Linked DNA regions of Homo sapiens: region 1 is linked to region 2. The links are chromatin loops, found by intact Hi-C in ENCODE. Cell type or tissue: PC-9. All regions are shown on one strand. Each heading gives the region's core, and the rest is flanking DNA. Links, peaks and the distances in the headings are about the cores only.

Region 1 (10,821 bases), core at 1,169-9,168, 1.1 Mb before region 2:
ATAAAAGGTGAAGGAAGGAAATGAATCTTTTTGATGATCAGAACAGTGCACAGAGTATTCGGGAACCTGTCTTGTAATGTTTTCTTTCATTGATTCAATGACAAATAGTTATTGAAACTCTCCCGGGGTCTGTTTTGGGTACTTGAGGCACAGTGGGCAAAAATCTCTGTCCTAAAAGAGCTTACTTTCTAGAGTGGGAGGAATATCACACGAATGAAAGGTAGACTACGTCGTGTGGTATTGATCAGTGCTGTGGTGGAAAATAAAGCAAGATGGGGGATGGGAAGTTTCTGGGCATGGAGATGGAATGTTGCAATTTTAAATAGGATGGTCAGGAAATGCTTCCCTGAGAGGGTGACATTCTAACAAAAACCCAAGGTTGGTGAAAGAGTGAATCATACGGGAGAAGAATGTTCCAGGCAGAAGGAACGGTAAGTGCAAAGGCCCTGAGCTGGGGCTGTTCCTGGTGGGTCAGAGGAGCAATAAGGAGACCGCCGTGAGCCTAGTGAGGAAGTCAGTGAGGTGGGAATGGTTGCAGGCATTTCAGAAGGTAGAGTTGCAGAGAAGGTGATGTAGGTCTTGAAGGTGATCATAAGGTCTTTGATGTTTGTTCTGAGTGAGATGGGAAATCACTGGGGCTTTGGGCAGAGGAGTGACATGATCTGACTTAGGTTTAAACAGGATCACTCAGGGCCGCTGTGTTGCAAATAGATTGTAGGGAGTAAAAATGGAAGAGGGGAGACCAGTTAGAAGGTATTTGCAATGACTAAGATGATTCATTTGCTGACTATGCATGGAGCACTTGCTGTGTGCTATGGTCTCTCCTGGGAGCTTAGAATATGGTCTTGAGTGAAATCAGCTTCTTGCTTTCAGGAGTTTGTTTTCTACTGGGAGACGACAGAGCAACAAGTAAATCAACGAATAACAAGTTAATTTCTGATAGTGATAAATGATACTAAAAAACTGAAACAAGATCATATGTTCTAATGAATTCTCTGTTTTCTATCTATGGGGACAGAAACCCATTCTGGAACCCCCCTATATTGAAGCCCATCATCGAGTCTGTACCTACAACGAGACCAAACAGGTGACTGTCAAGCTGCCCAACTGTGCCCCGGGAGTCGACCCCTTCTACACCTATCCCGTGGCCATCCGCTGTGACTGCGGAGCCTGCTCCACTGCCACCACGGAGTGTGAGACCATCTGAGGCCGCTAGCTGCTCTCTGCAGACCCACCTGTGTGAGCAGCACATGCAGTTATACTTCCTGGATGCAAGACTGTTTAATTTCGACCACACCCATGGAGGAGGTTACCTGTCGCCCCTTAGGTCCAGCTCAGGCAAAAGGCCCAAATGCAGCCTACTTATGCTAAAAGTTCAAAACAATATTCGTGCCTTCACCAAAATAATTTCTCCAGCTCACATACCTGCAAATTAATTTTTCTTTGCCTTGAGTCTTGGAACATAATTTGTGTATCACAATCCTCCCCCAATTTGGACTTATAATATGCTAATGATTTAAACACATGGGATGTAATTAGGATATGGGGCTGGAAAGTCTTTAAATTCTCATGTTCTATTTAACCTCTGATCTCCAACCGGATTTATGATTAAAGGGCTAGAAATGAACAAAACCCATGTACTAGTCTTCCTTACCCCAGAGGAATTCCAGCTGCAAGCTTCTTTAGGGAAAATGCTCCCTTCCCCTTTTAACTGAGCAATTATCTACACAAGAAATAAGACTGCTCAGATATACAAAGAGAGTAGCTTCAATGAAAAGATGTTTGGATTTGGATAATTCTTTTCCCTAGCAAAATTCGCTAGCTCCCTTAAGAGTCTTAATAAAGAGGCTACGTTGGGATTAAAAGAAAAAAAAACAGAAATAAAATATGTAACTAATAGCTATCTCATTTAGCCTTAAAAACTTATTAAACTAAACTCATGTTTTAGAGTATGATGTTCTCCCAAAGCTATGGCAAAATGGCCAATCACAAGTATTCTTCCCCATTTATCATATTTTCAATTTAAGTTGTAACTTACTAAACTCAGAAATTTTATATGCGTTTAGGGGTAAAACTGCATGGCTGGCTCAGAGGAAAAAGCCTGTGATTTTCTAGCTCCTGCCTCTCTAAAATCTTACAGTAGCTAATTCTGTGGCTGGAAAAAACCTCCAAAACTCTAATGTTATGCAAATGTCTTTAATTCTGGCATTTTTGGGGTTGAATTTAACCTTGTTCCTTTTTCATAATGTGCCAAGAAAACCTATATTAATGCCAATAAAGCATGTCCTCTGTCTTTTGGATTCATGACAACATTCAAGAAAGTCTTTTTAATTCTTAGTATACTTGGAGTAACAGTGAGAAGCACACCTCAAATACACTACAAGGTTATTTTTACTTAAGCATTTATGTGGCATGTCATGTTTAGTAAGGGACACAGACAGATGACTCTGGGTAGCATGAGTCCCAACGGTGGCACAAACTGCCCAGACATACCCCTGGGAGCCAGGAGTCCTTCTTGAATAAGAACTCAAGGAGTCCCCCTAAAACACAGTAAAGCAAATGTTGAGATTGACAGTCAAGTACTGGGTTGCGGGGTGAACATCTGGGAACAAAGGGCAGGAGCAAAATCCACCCAACCTTTAGCAGATGTGTTGGTAGGAATGGAAGTCACTCTAGCATAAGAAGAAGGCAAGTACTTGGGGTCTCTGCTGGAACAGTGGGTGATGATTAGGGATGAATCCTGAGTGGTGCCACTCAAGTGTTTTCAACCCACCCCTAAAGACTCTCCTCAGAATTTTCTGAGGCACAAAGGGCTTGCCAGGATTTGAGAAAAGATGACCGTAGCATGAATAAAGGTCCTGGCAGGAAACCGGTGATCTATTGTAGTGGGATACAGAAGAGACGATTTACAAATGTGTGGGCAGAATTAAGGAAACCAACAAGTGGGGTTGAAACAGATCTGGTTCAGCGGCAATGGACAACCCTAGGCTGAAGGAACAAGAGGAGGGAGTGATTGTCAGACCCCAGAGAGAACTGTAGGAGTGAGATCCTTGACAGGAGCTGCAGCCTTTGGTAGGAGGATGCAGCCCTTCCCAAACTGAGACCTGGTAGGGAGGGAGGTGGGGGAGCAGATACCCATCCTCACTCTCCTCCCATCCCCTGGTCTTCTGTTGAATGAAATGGGAATCAAGCTGGGCGTGGTGGCTTATGCCTGTAATCCCAGCACTTTGGGAAGCCGAGGTGGAAGAATTACTTGAGGCCAGGCGTGTGAGACTAGCCTGGGCAACACGGTGAGACCCTGTCTCTTCAAAAAATAAAAAAAATTAGCTGGGTGTGGTGGTGCGCAGCTGTAGTCCCAACTACTCAGGGCGCTGAGGTGGGAGGATCCCTTGAGACTGGGAGGTCAAGGCTGCAAGTGAGCTGTGATTGTGCCACTGCACGCCAGCCTGAATGACAGAGCAAGACCCCATCTCTTAAAAAAAAAAACAAAAACACGTGGGAATCAAATGGGAAAGCAGAGAGTGAGAAAACCCATTGATTCAGTCCATAAATGTTGGCCTTCTAGGCAGCAAGTTGAAGAAAGGTAGAGAGTGGATTTAAGGGGCCAAATGAATAAACTCTGGCTTAGCTGTCTTTTGGGAAGCTCAGCTTTAATGCAGGACGTAGCATGCTGTAGCATCACAATTACAGTCATGGGTCACTTAACGAGGGTACGTTATGAGAAATGCATCATTAGGTAATTTTGTCATTGTGAGAACATCATAGTGTAATTACACAAACCTAGACAGTATAGCCTACTACATAGCTAAGCTATGTAGTATAGCTTATCGCTGCTAGGCTACGAATCTGTACAGCAGATTACTATACTGAATGCTGTAGGCAACTGTAAAACAAAAAATACAAGTATTTGTGTATCTAAACATAGAACAAGTACAGAAAAAACATAATCTTATGGGACCACCATCATATGTGCCGTCTGCCATTGACCAAAATGTGCAGTTCACGTACTGACTGCCTTGTAGTGAATTGATCTGGAATACACATGGGAAGGCATGCACTGGCTAATACAGTAACATTTGGGAGATATTGAAGACCATGGTAATTATAAGGACAGTGGGATTAGTTGGTCGTTAAGTGCAATAAAAGCCCTCAGGCATGATATGAAAGCTGATTTGAAGAGATTGTCTTCGAATGCAGCTGAAGGACAGACTGTGCTGAAAATTAGGCCTAATATCTAATTGAGAAAGCAGCTGAATTAATAAAAGGGCTGAATTTACCACTCTGGCAAGTCTCCTATACTTAAGTCCAGGTCCTAATAGGGAAAAAGTGAGACATAGAGACCTGGAATGGGAACAGTTAGGTGGATGATGGACTTGAGGTTTCCCTGCAGAGGAACCTCCTGGCCCCTCCTTGCTAGTGGAGAGCAGACTCCCCTTGCCTGGAGACCAAGCTGAGGAGGATGCTTTACATGATGATACTTGCCTTCCTCAAATACTGCCCACAATCCCGTATTATTCTAGATGGTTCATTATAGTCAAGTCTCAGGATGATCTGGCTGGGAAAGGACTTGCTCTGTGGTGGGAGGAACAAGTGTCTCCCCTGAAGGAGCTTCAGGATTTGACAGTTTCCAGGAGGAATTGGTGGAGTGTGCTTAGCAATGGATCTCGGGGGGTTCAGACAGGGATATGGGGGGTGGGGTGCCAGAATATAAGACTGGATAAGAAGATTTCATCCATATGCAGGCATTATCAGAATGTAATGTAATCAAAAGGACACCTGGATCTGGTCCCAGTGTGCTGTTGGGAAGTGTCCTTCAAGAGTGAGGAAAATGGTGGCTTGCATTAATGAAAAGAAGATACCAGAACTGTCCTGGCAGAGTACTGAGGAACAAAAGGCACAGAGAGGTGGGCCTGCCAGAATGGATTTATTACATAAGACCAGAGAACTCGCCAGTTGGCTGTGTTCATCTGGAGGGTTTAGTGGCCATTTCTTTTACAAACCAACAAAGAATGACTAGTGAGGGGTGCGTCTCAGAAAAGCTTGATCGTCACTGTCCTTTCTAGGCTGAGGTTGATGCCAGGGGAAGCTGCTGTGGCACTGGGCTTCTGGTGTCAGCGTAGGAGACAGGGATCTAGGACAACAGGGACCAGGTGGCGACATGCAGCTGTGAGAGACAAGGTGGGCAAAATTGTTCTAACAGGTAGCAAAGCTGCAATGGCCACCAGAGGGCTCTGATCTGCGGGATCTGTGTGCTAATAGTCCATGGTATTCAAACAATTTCCTCAATAGATCTATGTTATAATCAGAGAATTTATTAGTGAAAAAGAGGAAAGCCTCTATCAGGATTTATACTGTGCTAAACTGGAATCTTTTTCGTCTCCCTTTTTCTTTCTCCCTTCCTTCTTTCCACAAATATTTATTAACTTAAATTTTGTGCAAGGTACTGTGTTTGGAAAATAAAAAAATATGTATTGTTACTATTTATGAATCTCTTACTATAAGCAGAATCCTTTATATTAATACTTCTTAGTTATTGTATTAACTATGCTAGTAAGCATTGTCATTGTCATTTTACCATTAGCATTTTACAGATGATGAAATAGAAGCTCAGAGAGGTCAAATAACTTGCCCAAGTTCACAGAGCTAATAAGTAGCACATGCTAGGTTTCTTTGAATCAGAACCAAACGTTTTCCACTAGAGCACAGTGCCTTTTTGGAATGCTTCTTACAAGTTATTCCTGCTTGGAGAAGTCTTTAAGTTTATCGTCAGACTATCTCTTACCATTGATTAGCATTTCTGCCATCTTTCCTGGAGGTGGCTCCGTGCAAGGTTGGGCTGTTTTATGGAGAGTGGAAGTTTTCTCTGGTTTGCTGTATAACCTCTAGGAAGATAATGTTTTGCTGTAGCTTAAATGAAAGCTTACCATGGAGGAGACTGAGGGAGAAAAAGCAGAGCCTTGAAGGGAAATTCAAAGAGACTGTTGCGGAACTGAGGGATGTATGTTCTAAACTTGTTTCCTAGGCATGTGAGGAGTGGTGCAGGGGAATTGACTCTGGTGCATAAACTAACTCTCAGCAACTCCTTACTCTTGGAAATGTGTTTATTTTTTATTTTTAACATACGTTGTTGGGGTACAGGTGGTATTTGGTTACATGAGTAAGTTCTTTAGTGGTGATTTGTGAGATTTTGGTGCACCTATCACCTGAGCAGTATACACTGCACCCTATTGGTAGTCTTCTATCCCTCACTCCCCTCCCACTCTTCCCCCAAAGACCCCAAAGTCTATTGCATCATTCTTTTGCTTTTGCATCCTCATAGCTTAGCTCCCACATTTCAGTGAGAACATACAATGTTTGGTTTTCCATTCGTGAGTTACTTCACTTAGAATAATAGTCTCCAATCTCATCTAGGTCACTGCAAATGCTGTTAATTCATTTCTTTTTATGGCTGTGTAATATTCCATTGTATATATATATATGTATATATACATATATACATATACATATATATATACATATGTGGTATATATATATATATGTATATGTATATATATATATATCACAGCTTCTTTATCCACTGTTTGGTTGATGAGCATTTGGGTTAGTTCCACGATTTTGCAATTGTGAATTGGGCCACCATAAAAATGCGTGTGCAAGTATCTTTTTTGAATAATGACTTCTTTTCCTCTGGGTAAATACCCAGCAGTAGGATTGCTGGATCCAATGGTAGTTGTACTTTTAGATCTTTAAATAATCTCCACACTGTTTTCCATAGAGGCTGTACTAGTTTACATTCCCACCAGCAGTGTAGAAGTGTTCCCTGTTCACTGTATCCACACCAATATCTACTGTTTTTTTGATTTTTTGATTATGGCCATTCTTGCAGGAGTGAGATGGTATCACATTGTGGTTTTGATTTGCATTTCCCTGATCATTAGTCATGTTGTGCATTTTTTCATATGTTTGTTGGCCATTTGTATATTGTATATCTTCTTTTGAGAATTGTCTATTCATGTCCTTAGTCCACTTTTTGATGGGATTGTTTGTTTTTTCTTACTAATTTGTTTGAGTTCGCTGTAGATTCTGGATTAGTCCTTTGTCAGATGTATAGATTGTGAAGATTTTCTCCTATTCTGTGGGTTGTCTGCCTAATCTGCTGACTGTTCCTTTTGCTGTGGAAAAGCACTTTAGTTTAATTAGGTCCCAGCTATTTATCTTTGTTTTTATTGCATTTGCTTTTGGGTTCTTGGTCATGAAATCCTTGCCTAAACCAATGTCTAGATGGGATTTTCCAGTGTTATCTTGTAGAATTTTTATAGTTTCAGGTCTTAGGTTTAAGTCCTTAATCCATCTTGAGTTGATTTTTGTGTGAGATGAGGATCCAGTCTCATTCTCCTACATTTGACTAGCCAATTATCCCAGCACCATTTGTTGAAAAGGGTGTCCTTTCTCCACTTTATGTTTTTGTTTGCTTTGTTGAAGGTCAGTTGGCTGTAAGTATTTGGGTTTATTTCTGGGTTCTCTATTCTGTCCTCTTGGTCTTTGTGCCTATTTTTGCACCAGTACCACGCTGTTTTGGTGACTATGGCCTTACAGTAGAGTTTGAGATCAGATAGTTGCTTCTGTCTCACAGCTCTTAAGATTTTTTTCCTCCGTCTTAACTTTGGATAACCTGATGACAATGTACCTAGGTGAGATAGTTGAGATCAGACACCTCCAGATTTGTTCTTTTTGCTTAGTCTTGCTTTGGCTATGCGGGCTCTGTTTTGGTTCCATATGAATTTTAGAATGGTTTTTTCTAATTCTGTGAAGAGTGATGGTGGTATTTTGATGGGGATTGCATTGAATTTGTAGATTGCTTTTGGCAGTATGGTCATTTTCACACTATTGAGTCTACCCATCCATGAGCATGGGATGTGTTTCCATTTTTTTGTGTCATCTATGATTTCTTTCAGCAGTGTTTTGTAGTTTTCCTTGTAGAGGTCTTTCGAATCCTTTGTTAGGTATATTCCTAAGTTTCCTTTTTTTTTTCTTTCTTTTGCAGCTATTGTAAAAGGGGTTGAGTTTTTTATTTGATTCTCCACTTGGTCGCTGTTGGTGTATAGAAGAGCTACTGACTAGTGTACATTAATCTTGTATCTGGAAACTTTGCTGAATTTTTTTTATCAGTTCTAGGAACTTTCTGGAGGAGGACTTAGGGTTTTCAAGGTAAACAATCATATCGTCAGCAAACAGTGACAGTTTGACTTCCTCTTTACCGATTTGGATGCCCTTTATTTTTTCTCTTGTCTGATTGCTCTGGCTAGGACTTCCAGTGCTGTGTTGAAGAGGAGTGGTGAGAGTGGGCGTCCTTGTCTTTTTCCAGTTCTCAGAGGGAATGCTTTCAACTTTTCCCCATTCAGTATTATGTTGGCTGTGAGTTTGTCATAGATGGCTTTTATTACATTAAGGCATGTCCCTTTTATGCTGATTTTGCTGAGAGTTTTAATCGTAAAGTGATTCTGAATTTTGCTGAATGCTTTTTCTGCATCTATTGAGATGATCATGTGATTTTTGTTTTTAATTCTGTTTATGTGGTGTATCACATTTATTGACTTGTGTATATTAAACCATCCCTCGTATGAAACCCACTTGATCATTGTGGATTACCTTTTTGATAATCTTTTTGTTGGATTCAGTTAGCAAGTATTTTGTTAAGGATCTTAGCATCTACATTCATCAAGGATATCGGTCTGTAGTTTAGTTTTTTGGTTAGGTCCTTTCTTGGTTTTGGTATTAGGGTGATGTTGGCTTCATTGAATGAATTATGGAGGGTTCCTTCTTTCTCTATCTTGTGGAATACCGTCAAAAGGATTGGTACCAATTTTTTGAATGTCTGGTAGAATTCTGCTGTGAATCCATTTGGTCCTGTACTTTTTTTGTTGGTAATTTTTAGATTACCATTTATTTCAGTCTTGCTGCTTGTTGTTGGTCTGTTCAGGGTATCTAATTCTTTGGTGATTTACCTAGGAGGGTTGTATTTTTCCAGGAATTTATCCATCTCTTCTAGGTTTTCTAGTTTATGTGAGTAAAGGTGTTCATAGTAGCCTTGAATGATCTTTTGTATTTCAGTGGTGTCAGTTGTAATATCTCCTGTTTTGTTTCTTAGTGAGGTTATTTGGATTTTTTCTCTTCCTTCTTGGTTAATCTTGCTAATGGTCTATCAATTTTATTTATCTTTTCAAAGAACCTGCTTTTTGTTTCATTTATCTTTTGTATTTATTTTTGTTTCAATTTCATTTAGTTCTGCTCTGGCCTTGGTTATTTCCTTTCTTCTGCGGGGTTTGAGTTTGGTTTGTTCTTGTTTCTCTAGTTCCTTGAGGTGTGACCTTAGAATGTCAGTTTGTGCTGTTTCAGTCTTTGTGATGAAGGCGTTTAGGGCTATGAACTTTCCTCTTAGCACTGCCTTTGCTGTATCCCAGAGGTTTTGATAGGTTGTGTCATTATTGTCGTTCAGTTTGAAGAATTTTTAAATTTCAATGTTGATTTCGTTTTTGACCCAACGCTCATTCAGGAGAAGGTTATTTAATTTCCATGTATTTTCATGGTTTTGAAGCTTCCTTTTGGAGTTGATTTCCAGTTTTATTCCACTGTGGTCTGGGAGAGTGCTTGATATAATTTCAATTTTCTTAAATTTATTGAGGCTTGTTTTATGGCCTATCATATGGTCGATCTTGGAGAAAGTTCCATGCACTGTTGAATAGAATGCGTATTCTGTGGTTATTGGATGGTAATGTTCTGTATATATCTGTGAAGTCCATTTGTTCCAAGGTATAGTTTAAATCTATTGTTTCTTTGTTAACTTTCTGTCTTGATGACCTGTCTAGTGCTGTTAGTAGAGTACTGAAGTCCCCACTATTATTGTGTTGCTGTCTATCTCATTTCTTAAGTTCATTAGTAATTGTCTTATAAATTTGGGAGCTCCAGTGTTAGGTGCATATATGTTTAGAATTGTGATATTTTCCTGTTGGACAAGGCCTTTTACCATTATATAATGTCCCTCTTTGTCTCTTTTAACTGCTGTGGCTTTAAAGTTTGTTTTTCTGATATAAGAATTGCTACTCCTGCTCACTTTTGGTGTCCATTTTCATGAAATGCCTTTTTCCTCCCCTTTACTTTAAGTTTATGTGAGTCCTTATGTGCTAGGTGAGTCTCCTGAAGGCAGTAGATGGTTGGTGAGTTCTTATCCATTCTGTGGTTCCATATCTTTTAAATGGAGCATTTAGGCCATTTACATTCGATGTTAGTATTGAAATGTGAGGTACTGTTGCATTCATCATGCTCTTTGTTGCCTGTCTACTTTGTTTTTTTTTTTTGTTTTGTTTTTGCTTTTTAACTTGTATTTTTGCTTTACAGGTCTTGTGTGGTTTATGCTTTAAAGAGGTTCTGCTTTGATGTGTTTCCAGGATTTGTTTCAAGATTTAGAGCTCCTTTTAGCATAGCAATTCTTGTAGTGGTGGCTTGGTAATGGCGAATTCTCTCAGCATTTATTTGTCTGAAAATGACTGTATCTTTGCTTCATATATGATGCTTAGTTTCGCTGGATACAAAATCCTTGGCTGATAATTGTTTTGTTTGAGGAGGCTGAAGATAGGGCCCCAATCTCTTCTAGCTTGTAGGGTTTCTGCTGAGAAATCTGCTGTTAATCTGATAGGTGCTTCTGTGTCACAGCTCTTAACATTTTTTTCCTTCGTCTTAACTTTGGATAACCTGATGGCAATGTACCTAGGTGAAGATTTTTTTTTTTTTTTTTTTTGAAATGGAGTCTTGCTCTGTCGCCCA
Region 2 (10,821 bases), core at 1,437-9,436:
TGTCAAAATATACTATGAAAGGCCAGAAAATTCACCAGATTTCACAAGTGGGCTGGAGGATCTGCCATTTACTAAAACAGTAATGAGTGTCTAGTGAGAGGGGCAACAGCATTACTAAAGTTGTTTGTGGTGGCTCTCCTACATAGGCCAAGGCAGATGTAGAAATGAGCTCACTACTGACAGTGGGAAATTTAGGTCCTTGAAACAAGCAAGGCCATGTATCAGGACTTAACCAGGAGACTGGATGGATGAAAGCATTGGAATGAGTGTCAGCAAAAGGGAGCATGACCCATAGAGATGGTTAATAGAAAACAGCTTTGCTAGAGGCAAAGTAGATGGGCAAGCAATAAGGGCACTTAAGCTATACAATCAAAAGAAATCCAAGGTGGTTAATCAGGAGTCTGAAAGCTGCCATCTCAATGCAAAGTCACAATCCCTTTCTCAGCTTCTAGACCTAAGCTAGGTTTCAGAATCAGAACCCATGGATGGAAAAAGAAGTCAGGTTTCCAGGAGGAAGAACCCAGCAATACCATGGCAAGCATGCTGGGAATGATTCCTCCAGTCTCTTTTTAAAGAGACCTATACAATTGATTAGGAAACCGTGGAGTTGAAAAAGGGAAATTGAAACATGTTAAGGACTGTTGACAGAGTCTGAGTTGACAATGATACCTGAATACGCAAACAGTCTACATCCAATGATTGATCAACTGAGGCCTATAAAATTCCTACACCCCAACTCCGGAGAACCCTGAAAGGCCACCCCAGGCCAAGAGCTTCCCATGAGATTGGCTGAGAGCTTTTTGAGGACCGTGTTGCATCTCATCCTCTCTGCCCAATCCTACTTCCTTCCCTTCCTTTCATGGGGGTTGACAGCAAAGACATTTCATATAAAATATTCTGCAAGCTAATCTCATTTTCAGAGTCCACTTCCCAGGTTAACCAATCTGCAACATTGAGCAAGTCAGGGAAACTGGTGGAAATGAGAGGTCCTTTGTGCTGGATATCTTCCATATCTATTCTCCACTCTTCTTCCTGCTCTGTTCCCTTCTCTATGGACTCCATCATCCAAGCCCTTTGCCCACTGGCTTCTCAAGGGAGACCAACAGGAGACTGAAGGGTGAGAGAATAAAGCGATCAAAATACATATGGCCCAGGCTCCCTTACTGTCTTCTCACAGGTTGGGCCATGACTGCAATGCTCCACTGAAAACCTTGACTTTAAAAAGTGACCCTCTCCCAGGTTCAGAGGTATAGCTCTCTGCAGTTTCCCTGAATTGTCCCCCACTTCCTCACTCTTGTTTTGCTCTTTTGGATTTAAGAGTAGGAATGAACCTTGTCTATTGTGAACCCTGGAGAGTTTCATTGGCCTTTTTTGGTTTCCCTTAACTCTGCCCACAGTTTTGTAGAAGACTCCTTATTAAGTGTTCTTTAATTACCCTACCCAAGTACGCCATCTGTTTTCTGCTGTGTCCCTGATAAACACAGACCAGTAGAAGTTTACTTGTATGGAGATGCAAGCAGCCTTCTGAGAAATAAATCTTTCTAAGGAATGAGAGAGAGGGCACACAGCCTTAGCTGGAGGCATAAGGCTAACAGATAAGATTGTGGGCTTAGAAATCAGAAGTTCTGGGTTCAAATGTACAGCTGGTGAGTGACTTCACCTCTATTAAGTCTTACTTTACTCATCTATGTACTCGAGAAAACAGTGATACCTACCTGTGTCAGGATGCTTTCAGCTTCACGGAACAGAAAAACTGAACCAAATCGGCCAAAATGATCACATTTATCGCCGACAGCAGGAAATTAAGAGATTGTGAGAACTCTAGGTTGTAGCTGCATCACGGCTCCGGCACCATTTCGCTGCACTTCTCTTGTTTTACTTTCCTTTGTACAGTTTATCTTCAAACTAGCTTCCCTTACTGTTGGAAGAAGGCCATGAACAGCAATAACAGCAACGTGCTTCCTTTGTCTCCTCTGGTGTAGTGAATGTCTTTCACCCAAATCACGGAGTAAAAGCATTATCCTTCATTCTAATTGGTTCAACTTACTTTGCTTGTCCACGCCTGTACCAGTGAAAATTGCCCTGATTGGCTAAGGCCTGGGCACTGAGCCAATCGTTGGCAAGGAAGATGATATTACCATGATTAATTTAACTGATTAGGATCTAACCCTGGAGGTAAATGTAGGGTTCCCATCCTGAGTCTCACATGCTTCCTCGGGGGAAAGATAGATACGTTTCAGGTGAAGGGCTCAGGTGAATACCAGCCAGCATTACCAGGTGCTGAGTGGATCCTACAGGCAGAAGAGTCATCTAATGCACCTGTCCGTGTTCTCCAACATTCTGTAGACAGCAGGCTTGGAATGGTGTAGCTGTACGCAGAGGAGGGCTGTGCTCCAGGCAAAGGACACCATCTCCTGTCACTCTCCATTTTTGTGATTGAGTTTGGTCACCAACTTGTCTAAGTTGAGCCTCATAATTGTGATTTGTGCACTTTTCTATACATTTGCTTAGAAAGCATACATTCTTTATAAAAAATGTCCAACTTCACATTTTCTGTCAAATTACCACCCACCTTTCATTTCCTGTTCTAAGACAGGTTTATCAAAGAGAAATGTAGCACCCCATTTCTCCATCTTCCTCTCCTTCCTTAACGCACACTCAACAGGCTGCTCGCCCCACGGTTCCCCCATAATTGCTGAAGCTATGACCACCAACTGTTAAGCCAGTGGACCCATGTCAGTCTTCATTTTATTTGACCTCACAGCAGCCCTCCACACAGTTGACCTCTCTCTCGTTAGGTTTCTGTGACTCTATACTTCCTCAGCTTTCCTCCTACACCTCTCATCATTGCTTGGGATTCTTTGATTATGCATCCTCCTCTACACAGCTTCTAAATGTTGGAGATATATGCTAGTAGTTCTCAAACTTTAGCATGAATCAGAATCATCTGGGGAACTTGTTAACACTCAGATTGCTGGGCTGTGCTCCCACTTCTGATTCCAGTGAATCAGAAACGTGCATTTCTAATAAGTTCCCAGGTGACACTGCTGCTCTAGGGATCACACTTTAAGGACAACTTTCCCACCTGACTTTCTTCCAGACCCCAAATCTATATATTTGACAATACTACTTGGATATTTCTCAGGCTTTTCCATGCTACTTGTCCAAAACTGACATCATGAAATTGTACCCATATCTGCTTCTCTTCCAGTTGCCCATGGTCTTAATAAACTCAATTACTTACTGAGGCCACAGACTTGGGTGCCATCCTTGATTATTCCCTCTCCTTCACTCTTCATATAACTAGTTACTACCTCATGGCTCCTCTACCTCCTACTTATGTCTCAAATCCATCCCTTTTATCTCCACCAGCACTAAAACCTTATGCCTGGAAGGTGGCATAGCTTCCCAACTAGTCTCCCAGCATCTGTACACTGAACTGTTCTCCACATATCTGCCAGAGTGAGCTTATCTAACTCAAATTGGATCCCATCACGTTCTTATTTTAAACCTCTGCATAGTTTCCCAAATGCTCTTAGATAAATGCAAAGTCCACAGTACAGCCTATAGGCTGTGGGAGATTATCTCTAGCCTCATCTCATGCCTCTCTCCATTAGGCACTGACTGTCCTGGGCCCACCCTGTTTCTCACATGTACTCAATTCCTCCCTCCTGGGGCCCTGTGTGCATGGCTTTCCTTCCTGCCCGACTCTCTTGCCCTTCTGCCGTCACCTCATTAACTTCTGGTCATTCTTGGCTTCCCAACCTGCGTTGTTTTAAATTCTGTAGGTATTTAAATTCCACAAGGATTTAAAACACCTGTACTTGTTCTTCATGATTCTTGTCAAAAATATTTTTGGTAATTAAATGGCATTTCATTTGGTTCTGAACTATGAAAAAGCAGCAGCCCTGTCTGTCTTGCTTGTAGTATACCCCAACTATAGTTAGCACTCAATAAATAATTTTGAAAAAAGAATGAATGAATGTGTTTGAGAGCACAAAGGAAAAACCTACTGTCTCTGGACTTAGAGGTGCTCTGCAGAAGATGAGACATGTGAGTTGAATTGAGTCTTAAAAGATGCACAGTAGTTTGCCAGGTGAACAAAGTCTCTGTAGAATTTTCTCATAGTGATCAGCCCAAAAGAGTGACAAGATTCCTACCTATGTCTCTCAAAAGTGTTTCTTCAGTGCTATAAGGAGGCTTTGGGCTGCCTGAAGGGTGGCCACTCATCCAGAAGCTTTTGTGTTCAGATTCAAATCCTGTTCCGTTTATGCAGGAGAGAGACTGGGTACAGGAAGAGAGGTGAGTGAGAGGTTTGCAGGACACACCACCAGACCTGTCCTCAGAACAGTGAATATTCCCATGCCCACAAATCAGAAAGAACCCAGGGATAGAAAATCCACTGGAGAGTCATGGGATGAGGAGGGAAAGTGAGGGTATCCCCCTGCCAGGTTGACCTGAGAAATTGAGAGTAAGTGTGCAAGGGTAAGGGACAAGACAAGAACTTCATCTATGGGGGTTTATTTTCATCTTTTCAAGCTTCAAGATCTGCAACATCCTGCACCCTTGTAAATAGTTACCACTTTCCTAAGATTAATGTCACAAAGGGCGAACGCCAGGGTAGGACTCGTTGATTCTTGGCCTTGAATAAATAATGCCTTTTAGACGAAAGTTATGTGACTACTGTATCCCCATTGTTGTCTCTCTTCTAAGTTTTAGTAGATCCACAGGTAATTGGGAAAACGATTGTTATGCATCTGTTCCACGGCAGAGCAGGCTTTTAAACTAATGAAACATCGCCATCTAGAGTAGAATGGCTTGTGCTGCAGCAAGTCACCCAGAAAGAGAACCTGACCACAGAATCCTAGAATCACACAATTGCACGTTGGAAAGTGGTTCTCTGGAGTAATGTGGAAAACTTTACCATTTTGGGTCCCTTTTGAGCTGGCAATGCCCCCTTTCAGGAATGTATTCAATGAAATTTATTCCCAAACTGGAATCAACAAACCACTAGAAAGCATGAGACATTACAGACCTGTAAATTCTAAAGTTTGTGAAATGATGGATGTATTCAAAATTAATTAATGGATGCACAAACAGATTTATACATTTCTTATCAGAGAGATATTTGTAACGGCAAAAATCTGAACTAATAATCATGTTCAACAATGGAGAACTTGTTGAATGGATTGTGTAACATTTTATAATCACCAAAAATAGTATTGTAGAAGAATATTTAATGACTTAGAAAGTTGTCACCACAAATATATAAAGTGATTGTGTGTGTGTGCATGTGTGAGTGTGTGTGTGTAAAAGCCAGGTTTTACAAAAAAAAAAAAAAAAAAAAAGGCCAGTATGTCCACTATCATTTTGCTTTAGGAAGGGAAAGAGAAAAAGAAGAGAAAGAGGAGGGGAAATATATATATCAAAATACAGATAGTGATTGAGTGGTGGATTAAAAGTCATTTCTAGGCCGGGCGCGGTGGCTCACGCCTGTACTTCTGCCACTTTGGGAGGCTGAGGCGGGCTGATCACCTGAGGTTGGGAGTTCAAGACCAGCCTGACCAACATGGAGAAACCCTATCTCTACTAAAAATACAAAATTAGCCGGGTGTGGTGGTGCATGCCTGTAATCCCAGCTACTCGGGAGGCTGAGGCAGGAGAATCACTTGAACCCAGGAGGCGGAGGTTGCAGTGAGCTGAGATCGCGCCCTTGTACTCCAGCCTGGGCAACAAGAGCGAAACTCCATCTCAAAAAAAAAAAAAGTCATTTCTATATTCTTCTTTTTTCTACCCTATATTTTTTAGGTTTTCCACCATAAACATCATGTTATTATTGAATTGTGTTTTTCTAACAGAAATAAACACAGTAATATAACAAAGAGTTTATAAAGACAAACCACTCCACTGCAGCTCTAAGCACTCACCTGCACCCAAAATAATACCACAGTGGGGAGAATTCAATCTCAGTCATCAGTGGGGGCACACACACATGTGCACACATGCACACACACACGCACACACATGCACACATACACATACATACACACACATACTCACACAGCTGTGGCAAAGCAGTCCCAGGACCTTAGGTAGTGGCAACAGGCAGGGAGGCCTCCTCTGGTTTAGGAAAGAAGAGCCCTGTTTCAGCTTGGTTTACCCTCTTCAGATCTAGCTGTTTCAGGGAATGGAAATATTTTATATAGCCAAAGCTCCCAAAAGCTGCTGTCCTGCCTCCCACAACCGTCTAAGCACTGTATACCTGCCTGCTCTTTTCTGGGCTGCATAGACCTCTACTCCCCTTCCAAGTCCAAAGGAAATCTTTCCTCCCCAATTTTTTGAAAACTTGTCCACCATTGTATTCCACTGAATACCTGGAATGGAGATTTTCATTCTCTCTTATATTCACGTCAGACATATTGATCAGTCAGCATACAAATGAAAGTTTAGTGCTCGGCAATTCCTGGGACATGAACTTAACGTGTAGGTAGGACAGCCGTTCTAACTGGGAGGGAACTGGTTAACGAAAGTAAGCCCTTTCCAGCACTACAGCAACATCCTCAGTGCCAGCAGGGAAAACATCAAAGAGGTCAATAAGACAACCCAGGTGGATAAAGGAATTGACTGGATCACATCAGGCCTCAAACACTAGAGGAGAGGGGGAAGAAAAAAAAATTTTGTTCCCCTTTATTTTGTTCCAAATTTTGCCCAAATTTTTGTTCCCCTTTATTCTTATCATTGGTGCTTTCTGTCCTTCTTGATGGTGTCATTTTAATGTTTAACACCACACTTAGTCACATTCCATATTCCCTTTTGTATTATAAAGGTTGCCAGTCTTCTTTTTACCGGCCATGGAATTGTTCAATTTCCCATTCTTGCAATATAGCCTGTCGGGGATCTTAACATTTGCTTTGTCTATGGATGTTGCATGTTGGGAAAGCCACTCTCAGCTCTGAGCAGTAATTTCAGCATCTAGAGTCCTGAAGGAAGCCATCAAGTATTAATTGACCATGATTAGATGTTGTATACTACTAGAGCTGAGAAGAAGATAGAAGTCACTGACGATGAGCTTCCTGAGTACAAACACTGCTAAGGGAGTGAAGGCTGCAATTATAAACTGCAACACAGATCAAGTTACCATGAAGTTACCAACTTTTTACATGGCAACAGGAGGGAGGCCTTTTTACAAATTTTTAAAATTTTAATAATTTGTAAAGACTATTTTTAAGTATCACAGCATCTACCACTGCCACAATTTCATAGTTACCAAAAATACCAGGATATTAAATTGAGACATGCTAATCAGCTGCTCCTATTCATTTATTCAACAAATACGTATTGAGTGCTTACTAAGAGCAAGGCTTGTAGCTTGGCATTGAAGAACGAAACAAACATTGTCTCTGTGATCCTGGGGTTTATAGTTTATTGGGGGAAACTTGCCTTTAGAATGCAGAACGATAAGAGTTATAATACACATGGTTTCCAAGTATGCACTTCTGCAACAACCCCTGATTTTTGTCTGGGATCCCTTCCACTGCACTTACAGTCCAAGTCCAAGGGTAGGACACAACACCCAAAGCTAAGCCAGTCAGTTCGTTTTGCTCATCTGTGTTTAGGAATCGGTTCTGGGTTGGGTTTATGACCCAAGGAAAGCCAATCAGACCTAATAAGGACACAATTCCCAACCCTCAGTTTGAGCTATCAGAGATTAGGAATCTTTCTTTTCCCACTAGACAGACAGAAAATGTGCAGTTGGAACCCCATTGCAAGAGGGCAGACAGTAGAGGCAGGAGCAGAACCAGGGAGGCTGGCAGAGAGGAAAACTGGCACCCAAGGGATGGTCCAAGCCTCCATTCATTTCATTTAAAGTAGCTATAATTCTAGAACTTCTATGTCCCTTGAGCCAATATTTTCCCTATTTGGGTTGTGTTTCTGACACTAACAACTGAAAATGTGTAGATTGATAGGTAAAGCCCAGTACAGCATAGGATTCAGCCACTAAAAAAAGTTTTCCTAAAGAAATGTCCTATCAACTTAGAACACATATTAAAAGAGTTCACCAGAGAACCCTGGCTATTGCCACACATTGTGCACTGCCTGCAATGGTTTTATCCGTATTGCTCTTAGGACGTGATTATTATGCACTTTCCTGACTTTCAGATGGAAAAGAAAATGTTGCCAATCCCCTGAACAACCCAGTCATTCTTAATGAGAGGGACAATATGAAGAAGGCTGTGTGGTAAAGAAGGAAAACAAAAAAGACACAAAATAAATCGAAGCCAGTCACACTTAAAAGTTGGGTACACCAGACTCCCACTGTAGATTCAGAATAAATAGCAGACAGGAAGAACAGACAGACAGACACACTCCTGCCACACATATGCACATATCAACATACTGCAATGATGCTTTAATAATGCCAACTAATTATGCCATCTTTCATAGAGAGAGACAGTAATTGTGTTTCTCGAGTGTGGTGACGTAAGCATTTTCAGATTCTACAATGTAACCATTTTGAAGAATAAGTTGAGAGTATCTATCCAGAGTCTTATAAATGTATTTGACTTTAAAATTCCACTTTTATAAACCTATCATGAGAAAACTGAAAAGGCTTTATGTATGATATTGATAAAAGTACTATCTGTAATACCAAAAAATTAAAATCATTTAAATTTCCAACAAAAATATAACATTATTTTCCCTCTAATTGAATAAATATTTACACCAAAGGATGTTTTTCAAAAGCCAGTAATGACAGGAGAATTTTTGTTGTAATGTTAAGTGAAAAGAACTGGATACAAATTTGCATGTATGCCATCATCTTGACCCTGGGAAAACAAACTATGTTCATTTTAATTTATAGGAACAAATGAGAAATTGATTACATGCATTTCCCAGTGAGATTAATCTTAACTGTTCTGGTATGATCAAAGTAGTCAGCTCAATTTTCCCCGAGTCCTTATCTGGATATTCAATGTGGTCAGCTGTCATGGGTGGTTTTGTTACGTCAGGAGACTTGATAGCCAAGACTGATAAACTAAACAGACAGTTATACCAGATTTGGGCTGGGCTGCCCACCACTGAGCTGAGCAGTTGTTAATATTGACACAATTTCTGTTAACAATGTGATCACATGCACTGCTGTACTTAAAGTGTAGTTTATATGTCACATCCTCATTTTTTCCCTTTTTTGTTAGTGTGCATTATAGATATGTGTTACCCAAAACTACATCAATTATACATACAAGCAAAAGTTACAATAACCTTATTTTAAAATACATTTTCTTTCTTCTGGGATATGAAAAATGGATTCACTTGGTAAATAGCCCTGATATCTGATTCATACATAAAAAAATGACTATTTTCTGTCAAGAAAACTGTTCCAGAATGTAAAACTAAACAAACAGACAGGCAATCCAGTTCCCTCATGTACAACGAGCCATTAGTAAAAGATGTATTCCCTTAAGTGACCTCAGAGGATGTTCTGCTACACCCAGGAAAGTGGGAAGGGGATAATCAAGTGGAGAGTACAATTCACAAAGATAATCATTTTCATCTGATGGAGGAAAAATAACATAGGCGTCTACTATAAAAGCTTATTTTAAAAGACAAATCACAGGAAAAATAATGGAAAAGCCTAAAAATCTCTTATAAATGCCTGCCTGAATTCAGTGACCAAAAGCTCGAATTTAAAGACCCTCAGGGAATTTCTGTGGACATCTGCACTGATGATGAGAGGAATAATCTCCAGTGCTCACCTATTCCTCATCGGCTGTGTTGTTTGTGTGTGTGTGTGTGTGTGTGTGTGTGTGTGTGTGTTTCTCACGCACAAATCAGAGCTAGTTACCACAAAACCGAGAGAGTGTAGAATCAGTCATTAAGTTGGTCCCAGAAACCATGGTGGCTGGGGTCTCAAATGTGACAAGATTTACAAGATCTAAGATCTGGCATTTTACTCAGCAAAATACAGCACCCTTGGGGATGTTTAGAATCTTTCCATTTATCTACAAGGCATTTCTACTTCAGTGTCTCTCCACCCACATGTACCCCACGGAAGAAGCTTAATAATAGTTCACGATATGTATGTATATATTAGAAAATGCCTGGCAAATATTAAGTTCTACATAAATGTTACTTAATCATCTGCATTATATATATATATTCAATTTAATCCTTATAATTCTATGAAGCAAGTACTATCATTCTCATTTTATACATAAGGAAACTGAGGCTCAGGGTGACTAAATAAGTTTTCCATTTTATGATTAGTAAATAGAAGAGCAGAGATTTCAACCAGGGGTCCTTGAGACTATACTGATGAATGTATCAATGAGCAATGAAGAAACAATAGGCTCTAACACCTAACACCAATCTTTGTGTGCCTCGGCTACTGCTCTAAATGACTAGTTTCTTTTGCTTTTTTCTTTTTTTTTTTAACTGTATTGGTTTTTGTTCATTTTTTAATTGTTGTATTGAGTTTTTAATTTTTATTTTTATTTCAATAGTTTTGGGTGTACAGGTGGTTTTTTGTTACATGGATATGTTCTTTAGTGGTGATTTCTGAGATTTTGGTGCACCCATCACCCGAGCAGTGTACACTGTCCCCAGTATGTAGTCTTTTATCCCTTGCCCCTCCACCCGCTTCCCTGCCACCTAGTCCCCAAAGCCCATTAGATTATTCTTATGCCTCTGCATCCTCATAGCTTAGCTCCCACTTATAAGTGAGAATATATAATTCAAACGACTAGTTTCTCTATCACTTATTATTTTCAAGCCCTTGTCTGGGGCTCTGAATTCTACCACCTACTCTCCCTGACTACG

What was found. Peaks named below come from ENCODE experiments on the same cell type or tissue, not always from the same donor. Only the 100,000 strongest peaks of a DNase experiment are listed, where the experiment ranks them.
Region 1: a loop joins it to region 2, with 10 times the contacts of the local background. A loop is called at or near these places in 10 of 110 quality-filtered maps.

The regions. Positions count from the first base shown.
Region 1 is chr14:63,303,314-63,314,134 of GRCh38, reverse strand. GPHB5 (glycoprotein hormone subunit beta 5) reads left to right here. Exons shown (of 3, transcript NM_145171.4): 3 at 1,019-1,300. The coding sequence ends at 1,207. Among named protein-coding and RNA genes, the nearest start is that of GPHB5, 10 kb to the left of the region's middle. In PC-9, for the core only: a CTCF peak has its summit at 5,195 (motif pointing right); no DNase peak of the experiment used is centred there; H3K27me3 peaks cover 327 bases.
Region 2 is chr14:62,157,160-62,167,980 of GRCh38, reverse strand. No RefSeq gene overlaps it. Among named protein-coding and RNA genes, the nearest start is that of LINC00644, 23 kb to the right of the region's middle. In PC-9, for the core only: CTCF peaks have their summits at 4,596 and 4,802; a DNase peak (open chromatin) is centred at 4,790; H3K27me3 peaks cover 794 bases.